Linked DNA regions of Mus musculus: region 1 is linked to region 2. A link is a loop called in an ENCODE intact Hi-C map of the cell type or tissue named here. Cell type or tissue: gastrocnemius. All regions are shown on one strand. Links, peaks and the distances in the headings refer to the core of each region. The heading gives the core; the rest is flanking DNA.

Region 1 (7,866 bases), core at 1,850-5,849, 230 kb before region 2:
GCATGACTCTTTTAACTCCTTGTCCTTAAATGCTTGTATTTAGCGGCTCTCTCTTCTCTTGCTGAAGCAACATAAGCCGGCAATAAGAATCTGTTCAGCACAAGAACAACTTCATATATTTCCAATTCCTCACCATCACCTATGAGAGAACGGCAGGGCACATTTCCAACTTCTCATGTCTATAGCCCCCTCTTTTGCACACTCCATGCCCTCTTTTTAGTGCTGGTATTCTTCTGGGTCCACGAACTGCACAGCCATCTGCTCACTGACCGATTAAACACCCATCCACTTGCCTCTCCTTCAGATTCTCTTCTTTGGCGGCACTACCCACTCCTCCATCATCCCCCTCAGCTGAGACCTCACCTGGCCTTCCTTAGACAGTTGTGACAGCTTTTTGCCTCTCTGCCTCCAGCCTCAGCAATTCCATTTCCTACAGAGCTTCCAAATGTGATGTTAAATGCAAATAGCATGCTGTCTTTAAAACTCTACACTTTAGAATACAATCTTCAACTCTTTAGGCAGAGGATGGTATGACATACAACCTTTTTCTGGGGGGTGGGGAGTAAGGGGGTTGGTTTTTTGAGACAGGGTTTCTCTGAATAGCCTTGGCATTCCTGAAACTTGCTCTGTAGACTAGGCTGGCATCAAACTCAGAGATCTGCCTCCTAAGTGCTGGGATTAAAGGTGTGCACCACTGTGTCATGCAATTTTTTTCCCCCTCATTCTTTTGCAATCCTGGTCATGGTAAAGCAACTACTAACATTCCTTGCAGGTGACGTTCTCCTGTGACCTCTCACTCTCTCCATATTAACCTCTGTCTATAGAGTAACACCTGGATAGATCGTCTTCTCCACAAAACCTTCTGTGACCCTATCAAGGGCAGCAGACACTCCTGGATGTGTGTTTGTCAGATTACAGGCATGGTTGCTGGTTTGAATGCCTGTTTTCCCAAATCTTTGGGGCAAAGACCATGGTCCTGTTCATCTTCAGGAACTGTCTGGTGACCAGCACAAAAGGACATTCAATAAGCATGGGAAATGAAAAACTTATCATTGTTCAAGATGCTATACTATACCAGCCCTTTCCTTTGTCTGGGTTAGCTGTTTCAGCTTGATAGAACCACGGATGGAAACAGTGTATCAGCCTGCACTGAGGGCCTAGGAGGGGCTCCTCAGCACTCAGCTGAGAGCCGGCCTCATGCTGAGCTTCAAGAGCCTCCCGCCTTTGTTCATTCACTGGGTCCTTGTCAGAGTTGAGGCCCACATATACCCCAAGCTTGGGACTCCACACTGGGGTATCAGCTGTTTTCCACCATTAACTACCTCTTCCAATCCAGCAACAGACCCAAACCACAGCCTCACAACAAGCGCGAGAGACAAGTGAAGACCTATGAGCACTTTTTAACTCCCAAGTCCCCCTGATGACATTTCCTGACCCTGGCCTCCACTCACACCTCCCCAGCCCTCCTCCTGAATCCTCCTTAGAGAAGTTCAAGGAGTGCCCCAGGGCTGCCACACCCAATCTCCAAGGCCTGGGAAAAGACACTTACACAGACCCATGGGTGCTTGAGAGCCTGGTCGGCCGTGATGCGCTTTGCAGGGTTTATGGTCAGCATCTGGTTGATCAAGTTCTTAGCTTCAGGAGTGACTGTGTCCCATTCTGGTGATGGGAACTGAGGAGCGGGAACAGGGAAAAGGGAGACAGGAAATTTGTGAGCCTTCTACCCTGAAATGTAACCCGACTTCATTCCAGCTCTTACAACTGAGATACTTTGTGGTACCCAAGAGTGGGTATGCTGTGCCAACTCAAAGAAGACAGAATGATAAGTGTAAGGGTGTCCATGTATCATGTCGGTGAAGGAAGGGAACTGACATTTTCTGCTTCACCTTTCTCTTTTTACTAAGGAGAAAACAGGTTTTGCAATGTGCCCAAGGTTCCAAAACAGTGGAGAAGCCTCTAAAATTCTCCCTCTGTAATATAACATGCCACGTAGTTTCCCCATTCTTTGTGGAAACAGACCAAAGAGCTTCATTGAGTTCCTTAATTTTATAGCTAACAGGAGCATTTAAAAAAAAAAAACAAAACCTGTTCCCTGTATATAAGGTGGCAAGAATTGAGTCCTGTATGCCCATCCTTGGGTCCTCAAAGTCCCCTGATGCCCTGTTATCAAGTGACAATATCACTACTCCCTTGGACAGACCCTTAGGGGCAGGGACTCTGTCCTTCCAGGAGTGACTGCTCAGCTCTCAGAACCCCATCCTTACATCGTAGGCTCCAGCTTTGATCTGCTGATACAGCTTGTGCTGATCCTCATCCCAGAAGGGAGGGTAGCCCACCAGGAGGATATACAGGATGACCCCTGCGAGACAGAACACACAGGTCACTGGGGTCACTCACCTACCCCTGAGGAACCAAGAAAGGCCATGCAGGGCTCAGAACCACCCAGAAGGGCAAGGCTGGGCCAGAGTTAAAGGTGGACGCCAGTAGATAATGCCATCCCTCCTGTTGTGCCTCACTCCTTACGGCACCAAGCCATGTCAGAGACTTCTTTAGTCTATCCTCTAAGGTGTGGACGAGCCCTTCTCCAAGAAGGATACAATATAATACAGGAAGTCACTTGGGAAGTAAGCATGACAGGAACAGCTCTCCCAAGGGAAGGAGAACAAACAACACCATGATTTCACATACAGCAGGCACCGTGGAACCCAGAAGGGATGGGTGTAATGCCTCTTTTTCTTGTCATCACAGGAAGCCAAGGGCCCAGAACACCAAAGAGCCGAGGGTATGGAATGGGCTTACCGCAGGCCCAGATGTCCACAGGTTTTCCATAGGGATCTTTCCTCAAGACCTCAGGGGACAAGTAACCTGGGGTGCCGGCAAAACCTGTAGCAGAAGAGAGGGCAGAGCCAAACTGAACCCGCTTTCTCTCCCAGTAAGGCCACATCTGTAATTCCCTCCAAAGCCCTCCTAATGCTGGTTGCTTTTACTATATAAGCTTTGACTCAGTACCGAGGCCGCAAAAGATGACAGGCTGGGCTACGTGCAGTGCCTGGAATCTAAATCAGAGGGCAAGTACTTGTGCCTACCAGGAACTCAAACACCTCCCCAGAGGCAATAAGAATGCAGTGCTGACAGCAGCCAGACCCACTGTAATGAGTCATGAGGGCGAGGAGGGACCTGGGGGGGCACCCTCCTCCACTTTCTGAAAAGGCCAGGACCATTAAAGGCCTGACTTCTAGTTCTGAAAGAGGAAGGCAGACCAGGAAAAGGAGGAAGGGTGGAGGCTGCATTCTCGGAAGACAGGGTCACCCTTACCAAACCAAGCCTGCTGCTCTCCCTGTACTTCGATGGCCAGGCCAAAATCAGCTAGCTTGACCGCAGCACCCTTGCATTTACTCGCCAGCAGCAAGTTCTCAGGCTGCAGAAGGAACAAAGAGAACCTTATGAGGGAGGCATCCACCCTGGAGCCCAAAGGGAGCCTACTTTGGGCTCACAGCGCCACTATCTAGCACCAGGGGGCGCCAACGAGTCACAAGTAGTCAGCCCGGTTGAGTACCTTCAGATCCCGGTGGACGATGTCATGCTGGTGGATGTGGTTAACACTCTCCAGGATCTGATGTATACAGTGGCTGAAAGGACAGCACAAGCGATGTCAGTGCAGGGCTAAACCACCTCACCGACGACTGCCTGTGCGGACTACACTCACCGAAATACAAGCTAGAACCCTGGGCTTTAAATGTTATCTAGCTCAACCTATTTTGCTTTTATTTTTTAATTGAAAAATAACTACTGACTTCTGAGGGACAATGGGAGATTCTGCTACAAGCACATCACCATATACCTCACCTCAAATGCTTATTCTTTCTAGTGAGAACATTAAAAATCCTTTTTTTTTTTTGTACGTTTTAAAACCTTGCCAGGTGTAGGTGGCGCACACCTTTAATCCCAGCACTCAGGAGACAAAGGCAGGCGGATTTCTGAGTTCGAGGCCAGCCTGGTTTACAGAGTGAGTTCCAGAACAGCCAGGGCTACATAAAGAAACCTGGTCTTGAAAAAGCTAAACCAAACCAAACCAAACCAAACCAAACCAAACCAAACCACCAACATTACTAACTCGAATCACCTGCTGTGCTTAACTACAATGCAGGAATCCATCCCCCTATCTGACCACCACCTCTCTTTCCTCACCTACACCCACCTACTCTGGCTTCTGCTAACCACTATTCCTCTTTCCCTCACGAGGGCATCCTTTTTAGATTCCACATGTAAGTAAGATCATGTGGTATTTGTCTTCCTGTGCCTGGCTTGTCTCACTGAACATAACGTCATCCAGGCTCACCTATCCTGTCATAAGTGATAGAATTTCCCGGCCTTTTTAAGGCTCAGTAGTATACACTACTCTTTTTTTAATCCATTCATCTGCTAATGGACATTCAGGTTGTTTCCATATCTTGGTTATTGTGAATAATGCTGCAATGAACGTGGGTGTACAGACATTTAACATCCTGATTTTAATTTCATTGGGTATTTACCCAGTAGTGGGATTGCTGGATCATATGGTACTTCTATTTTTAGTTTTTCTGAGAAACATCCATACTGTTTTCCAAAAATGGCTATACTAATTACAATACCAACAGTATATAAAGGTTCCTTTTTCTTCCTTCCTTCCTCCCTTCCTTCCTTTCCTTTTCCTGTTTTGAAGTCTTCCTGCTATGTAGCATAAGCTGGCCTGTAACCTTTTGTGACCCAGGCTGGCCTTGAATTCATGATCCTCCTGCCTCAGCTTCAGGACCACTGGGATTATAGATGTGTGACACTCAGCTAAGAGCTCTCTTCCCTCCTCATCAAGACTCTCCACAGGGATGGAAAATGAGGTAAAGTTATGTGGGCTTTCTAGGGTGACAAAGCCTTAAGGCAAGGACTGGAATTTGTTTTCTAGGAATGGAAAGATGCTGAATATTCCTAAGGAAGGCGAGAACCTCTAACCCTTTCCTCCTCTTTCCTCAGAAGCAGACATTTTTTGTTTTGTTTTGTTTTTTGGTTTTTTTTTTCGAGACAGGGTTTCTCTGTGTAGGCCTGGCTGTCTTGGAACTCACTCTGTAGACCAGGCTGGCCTCGAACGCAGAAATCCACCTGCCTCTGCCTCCCGAGTGCTGAGATTAAAGGTGTGCACCACCACCGCCCAGCGCACTTTTTCATAGAGGAGGGGCTTATGCCGTATCTTGGGAAGACAGCTGGTGGGCACAGCCTTCACTTGTTCAAACATTTACTGTGTGACTCTTAACAGTGTTTTCTTTCTTGTACTACCTAAGATATTAACTGCTCTAAAGTTTCTCAACTAGTAGGGAGGTAAGAGAAGCCCATAGATTCCTTCCAGAAAGATTATGTTTAAGAGGGCCCTTAAATAGGATGTCTACATAGCGTTTCTGATGCTTTTGTACAGAAAAAAGCCAACCTAGCTCAGAACCACATGTTGGTCCTGTTTATGAAAGCAGACTGTTCACCTTGCAAACGCTCCTGCTAGTCCTATAGGTAGACTCCTGGTGGCAGGTGTGAGTACTCCAGAGCAGTTTCCACTCACTCGGAGGGTGAGTGTGCCCTTCACGAGACATCTGGCAATGTCTGGAAATAACTGTGGTTGGCACAACTTGGAACGGGGGGACTCTGCTGACTGATATGCGTCTAAGTTCTCTTCGTACATAGGAGAGACCTTTGTAACAAAAAAATTATCTGTGCCAACTGAGGCTGAAGAACACTGGTACGTGGGTACGTGCCCAGTCAGCAGCCTCCACCAGGTGTGCAGGGCAGACCTGCAGAAGATCCAGGTGTGCCAGCCTACGGAGCCTGCACTTACAGTTTGTTTCTCTGAAATCTGGTACTGGGGGTCCTATGAGAGTCAAAGGGTCAATGGATGTCATCAGACTTGGACACTGAGGCTCAGGGCCTCCTACAGCAGAGAACCCAATAGTTTGCCAAAGGAACTTTAAGACTGAGCTTCAGAGGCGAGTCTCCACAGAAATGTATAATTAGAACAGAGCCCGGCTAGCAGGGAGAGCCTTCTGGCCAAAAATGGCAAAAGTGTGAAGTGTCCCAGCAGAGCCAGGCCAAGCCCACTGGTACAGTCCTCCCACCCCCAAGCTCCCTGGGCTATCGCTGCCTCCTCCCACCCACAGCCTGGTCCTCCCCTGCTGGCACTGGAATTCATCTCTCCACTTGAGAATTTTTTTCCCAGGCTGAGGCATCTGAAGTTGATCAGCAAACATCGGCTGTTCAGGGTTGAGAAATTCATGAGGAAGCGGCACTCCCCTCCTCTCTAGAGGCAGCCTGAGCCAGAGAAGCTGTAGGCAGGATAACAACAATCAGGCTATGATGGGGAAGGGAGAAGGTGGGCAAAGCAGGCCTAATGGCACTTGAGCACCTCGATGCAGGTAGACTGTGCTGTCACACAAGAGCCACTGGCTTAGGTGGAAAACACTCCCTTACGCTGATGGTCATGATGGTAAGGTGACAAAGTGACAAAGGCTGAAGGATCCCAAGGAAGCTCTCCAGTTTTATACCCTTCAGGAAAAAAAATGATGCTTCCCCTATCTCTGATCCCCAGGCACCTGTGTAAGGAACCTGTACACACTAGAATTTGTTGAAAAGGAAAAGGTACAGAGAGGGCTATTGGGCATGCTTGTGAGTATATAGTAGTGGGAGAAAGGTATTTTGGGGGTAATAGGATAAAGGCAACCTAGAAGAGGCTTTGAAAGAAATTAATCTAGGTACGTTGAATATTTAACTTCTGAGAATGCAGCTCTACCACATCTTACAGGCCTTTGTTCAGACAAGAGTTCAAAGACTACTAAAATAACATACACACATACACATACAAACACACACATACATACACACACACACAAACACACACACACAAACACACACATACATACACACACACACACAAACACACACATACATACACTCACACATACACACACACACAAACACACACATATATATACACACACACACAAACACACACATACATACACTCACACATACACACACACACAAACACACACATACATATACACACACACAAACACACACATACATACACTCACACACACACACATACATATACACACACACACACAAACACACACATACATACACTCACACATACACACACACATACATACACTCACACACATACACACATACAAACATACACACACAAACACACACATACAAACACACACATACATACACTCACACATACACACACAAACACACACATACATACACACACACACACACACACACACACACACACATACACACACAAACATACACACACACACACACACACACACACACACACACACACACAACCACACACACACACACACACACACAACTAGCCAGGACTTATTTCAATTTAAACTCGAAGGGCTTCACTCAAACAACCAAGATTCCTCTTACCTGGCATCAGCTTCACTGTAGTACTCTCTGGCCACAATGTCTTCAAACAACTCCCCTCCGGTAACACTGTAACCAACAGAAGAAACAGTCAGAGGAGGTGAGGTCCACTGGCCAAAGCCAGCATCCATCAGGTAACTTAAGTCACACAGTAAAACAGCTTTTAGAGCCACCCCAACTCCTCATGTACTTTGGGAGCCCAGAACATGTCCATCCTTCAATGGCACAGGGCTTCTCCTTGGGTTAACATGGGCTGGTCCCTCCTTCCTGACAGCTCTGGTTCCATAACCTAACAGAATCACTAACACTCAGAGAGTGATGAAGACATAGGGATCCATGAAAATATTCTTACTACAAAAGTCAGAACTTTTCCTAAGACCATTATGGACATTATCAATGGCA
Region 2 (4,000 bases), core at 1-4,000:
GGTGAATGCACGTGTCTGCTGGTCTGATGATCTAAGTTTGATCCCTGGAACTCACATTGTCACAGAGCATTGACTCCAGTAAACTGTCCTTTGACCTTCACAGGTGTGCTGTGATACATTGTCACCCACTCACATACACAAATATAATATAGAAGAATATAACAGCAGCAGCAGCAGCAACAACAACAACAAAAACCAACCTAGAAACTAACAACAACAACAACAACAACAACAACAACAACAAAACCAACCTTGAAACTAACTGCAATTCCCAGGTTTAAAAATGCAGCTTCAGGACTGGAGTGGCTCAGTGGGTCAGAACATTGTCTACTCTTTCTGAAGACCCCTGTTCAGTTCCTAGCACCCACGTGGCAGTTCAGCACCGCCTGTAACTCCAGTGCCAGGGGATCTGATGCCCTCTTCTGGCCTCCATAAGCACCAGACATGCACACAGTGCACAAACATACGTGCAAGGAAAACATCCAAATAACATTTAAAAAAATTGCAGCTTCATTTCATATTTGCCCTTGGTTCAGAGTTGGGGAAACAAGCATCTGCTAATTTTAATTTCCTGGTGTTGTCAGAGCTGCTCAGAAGAAAATTACCCTCTTCCTGAGAATCACAGTTTCTCTTCATGGTGAAGGGGCTGTTGAGTTTACTAGAGAAAAAAGAAATGATTTTTGAGGATGCTGATTAGCGCAAAGCTTGTTTTTGCATTGTGTTTCAAACCGTTTTGGGACACGTTGGAGAATCAAAGCAGCCATTTCTGCTAGCGCAGATTGTAAGTCTGAGCTCTGGAGCTTCTCTTCTGAGAAGCATTAGGCGGAACCCATACTGACGAGGTGAAGATGTGCTGACTGGTGCCGAAAGTTTGTGCCATATTTGCCAACTTTCTTTGGAAGAAAAGAAAAAGAAATTGAGTTTCATGTGATATAAAATAAGAGGTTGGATTCAGCAAGCTTAAGGTCAGATGGTCCCAAGTCGTTGTTTCTTAAGTTGTAAGATAAAGTTACATTGCACCTTGAGATTCACTGAAGTAACTGAAGGGAAACTGGCTAAGATAGCATCTACCCTGTAGGAAACTGGACTGAAGTTACCTTCCTAACTAGTAGCCATTACTGCTAGATTAGTGCTAAAATCTGTCTGACTTTCTGAAAATATGTTCTATTCTTTGGAATTTAGATTTTGAAATGTAGGTGTCTATTAGTTTTCTCACCAAAATTAAAAGTATCACAGAGGTGTTTATTAACAGAATTTTAAATTTTACATTGACACAATTTCTTTTTTCCAAGGTAGGCACATATTTTTTCAAGAAAAAGCTTATGTTATTATAAACAAATATATATGTAGGCAAATTGTAAAATCTTATAAGTTATGGTAGGTAAATACTGAAAGCTATCCAGTTTTTTGAGGTTAGGAGTTACCTGAGAGTCTATCCATTTAGGCCTTTCTCATTTGAAATTCAGCTCTGGGAGCAAATCTTGTTGTATAAATTATTGTACAACAAAGCAACAAAGTAGAAGAAAGAAACAGATTTAAGCAATATTATTAAGTGTACTTATGAGTGGACTTTGGACTAGATTTTCCTGATGTTGCCTAACATTGGTAGCTGTCATAATTCATGTAACTTAGTAACTTTTCACCCTACCCTACCACCCAGCGGGAGTGCACTTTTTTTGTTGCTGTGGCTGAGAATAAAGTTAGGATGAGAGCACACTCTCTATCTTTTTAGATGAAAGAAAAGGGGGGTCCTAAAGCAGCGTCCATCATTTGAGTAGACATTTCAGAAGCATCAGGGTTCAGCTGCTGCTGAGTTTTCAGCCTGTTCTTTTTGTGTTATAGTGATGACTCTGACTTGGAAGTAGGGATGTGCTCAGTGCCCCCTTGTGGAAGCTTGATGGTACAACCCTGGTAGGACTGGAAATAAGAAAGTTTAGGAATAAGGGCATGCGAAGAATTTTAGAAGTTAACATTATGCTTTGATGGATTGACTCTCTGGGAGTCAGTTCTCTAGTGCAAAAAAAGGAGACAGAATGTTTTTTAAGATGTTAAGTAGAGATGGCCAGACTAGGGCCAGATGTAGCACATACCTTTAATCCTAGAAGTTGAGGCAGAAGCAGATCACTGGAAAGCCAGCCTGGTCTGTGTGATGAGTTCCAGGGAACTAGGGCTACACAGTTATACCCTTGGAGGTGGGAGAATGGGGGCAGAGGTGTAGAGACAGAGACAGAGACAGAGAGAGAGACAGAGAGAGAGAGAGAGAGAGAGAGAGAGAGAGAGAGAGAGAGAAGAGGAGGGGAGGAGAGGGGAGGGGAGGGGAGAAGAAGAAGGAGGAGGAGGAAGAGGAGGAGGAAGAAGAGAAAGAGGAAGAGAGGGAGAGAGAGACTGTATAATCTCCCAGTTCTAAAGATTGGCACATGGATATTTGTTTCACTGTTATTTTTTATGTATTATAAATTAAGCTGGGAGTCATGGCACATACCTTTTTTAATCAGACAATTTTATGTTAACAGACCAGCCTGGTTGACATAGCAAATTTTGTCTAGCCAGAGCTACATAAAGAGACCCTGTCTCAAAAAAATTTTTTTTTCTCTTATTTGGTTGTTTTCTAGTGACATCCTAGCAGATTCTGTGTTAGTTTTATGCTTATCATCCTGAGTCCTGGTTATAAGCAATACATTGAGATCCATTTGTTAGGGTGGGGGGGGGGAAATCTAAGGACGAGGAGTGAAGAACAGCAGGGAAGGCCAGCAGTGCGCTTCCTTCTTGTAAAACTTTTTGTGGTTTATTTTGAGAACTAAAACAAAATGGTTACATTAATACTATTTATTTTTTCCAATGAGTAACTCTTTAAGTTTTTTGATTTATTTAATATAGTGAAATACCATCTGGTGTTTGTGCGTGTGCATTTTAAAATAAGAGATAAAAGGACTGTGCTTTGTGGCACCACATACTAATAAGGCTTGCCTAGAGCAGGGAGGGCTCTGGCAAGGCTTCCACTTGATGTTGAGGCTCCACAAGTTTCCTACCGGATGGCGACCATTAGGAAAGCTGATAATGAAGTATGAGCAGCAGGGCTCCTTCCTGCTGGAGACATTAGGCATTTTTTTGGCTTGAGCAGTTTTTTAAGCTTTTTGCAATTTTAGCATTGAAGACACCAGGAGGCAGAATAGAATTAACTGAAGATTTGCATGCAAGATGTTGCATTTTGACAGACACAAGACTTGTGGTGTGGTGAGATTATTTAAGGCTGTTGTAGGACTACCTGAGCTGTTGTGTGTTAGTGCTGTAACTACTGCTCTGTAAAAATTAAGAGACCATGTTACAAAACACACAAGAACTGTGGCATTTCTCTTCCAAAGGACACTGAAGCCATGAAGAGAGCGCTGGCGTCCATAGACTCCAAATTGAACCAGGCCAAAGGTTGGCTCCGTGACCCCAATGCCTCCCCAGGTAACTCTGCAGTAAAAAACTCTGTTTTCTGAACAATAAACAGTTAAAATCAAATCAAATGAAGGAATGGGAGGAATCCTTCCATAATCTCACCATCCTGAGGTAACTGTGGCATCCTGCCATAGTTCTGAGAAATTGAAACATCCCTGGCCTTAAAGGATGAAGGCATAAAATCTCTCATTTCTCACCATGAATAAATAAACCAAGTTAAGCCGGTGTCTTTGAAAAGTTACTGCTTCGCCCATCCCCTGAAGCAGAAAGGTTATTATTTTGAATAAACACCCTTTTTTGCTAGTTCTGTTTGGAAGCTGGTGCCATTTATGTCAGCAAAGTACTTAGTTAAGTAGATTGTACAGTGATCTTAATGTAAGATATATAAAAGTTGAATATATAAAGATAAGACCCAACAAGGCTTTTGGCTTTTCTAATTTAATATTTATTCCACTTCAGATTGTTTGAGCAAATGTGAAAAGCCTAATGGAAGTTGGAGGTCCTAAGTCCTGTTGAATTATGAGACTACTTTTCATCAGCCACATACTTATGGCCA

What was found. Peaks named below come from ENCODE experiments on the same cell type or tissue, not always from the same donor. Only the 100,000 strongest peaks of a DNase experiment are listed, where the experiment ranks them.
Region 1: it touches region 2 in a loop (2.3-fold over the local background); 3 of 42 quality-filtered maps call a loop at or near these places.

Annotation. Positions count from the first base shown.
Region 1 is chr14:20,762,597-20,770,462 of GRCm38, forward strand. Camk2g (calcium/calmodulin-dependent protein kinase II gamma) reads right to left here. Exons shown (of 21, transcript NM_001360186.1): 5 at 7,468-7,533; 6 at 3,557-3,629; 7 at 3,316-3,418; 8 at 2,800-2,883; 9 at 2,265-2,359; 10 at 1,550-1,672. Among named protein-coding and RNA genes, the nearest start is that of Camk2g, 28 kb to the right of the region's middle. In gastrocnemius, for the core only: no CTCF peak of the experiment used is centred there; a DNase peak (open chromatin) is centred at 3,520; H3K4me3 peaks cover 1,003 bases; H3K27ac peaks cover 4,000 bases.
Region 2 is chr14:20,991,650-20,995,649 of GRCm38, forward strand. Vcl (vinculin) reads left to right here. Exons shown (of 21, transcript NM_009502.5): 7 at 3,363-3,453. Among named protein-coding and RNA genes, the nearest start is that of Ap3m1, 59 kb to the right of the region's middle. In gastrocnemius, for the core only: a CTCF peak has its summit at 1,893 (motif pointing left); a DNase peak (open chromatin) is centred at 1,876.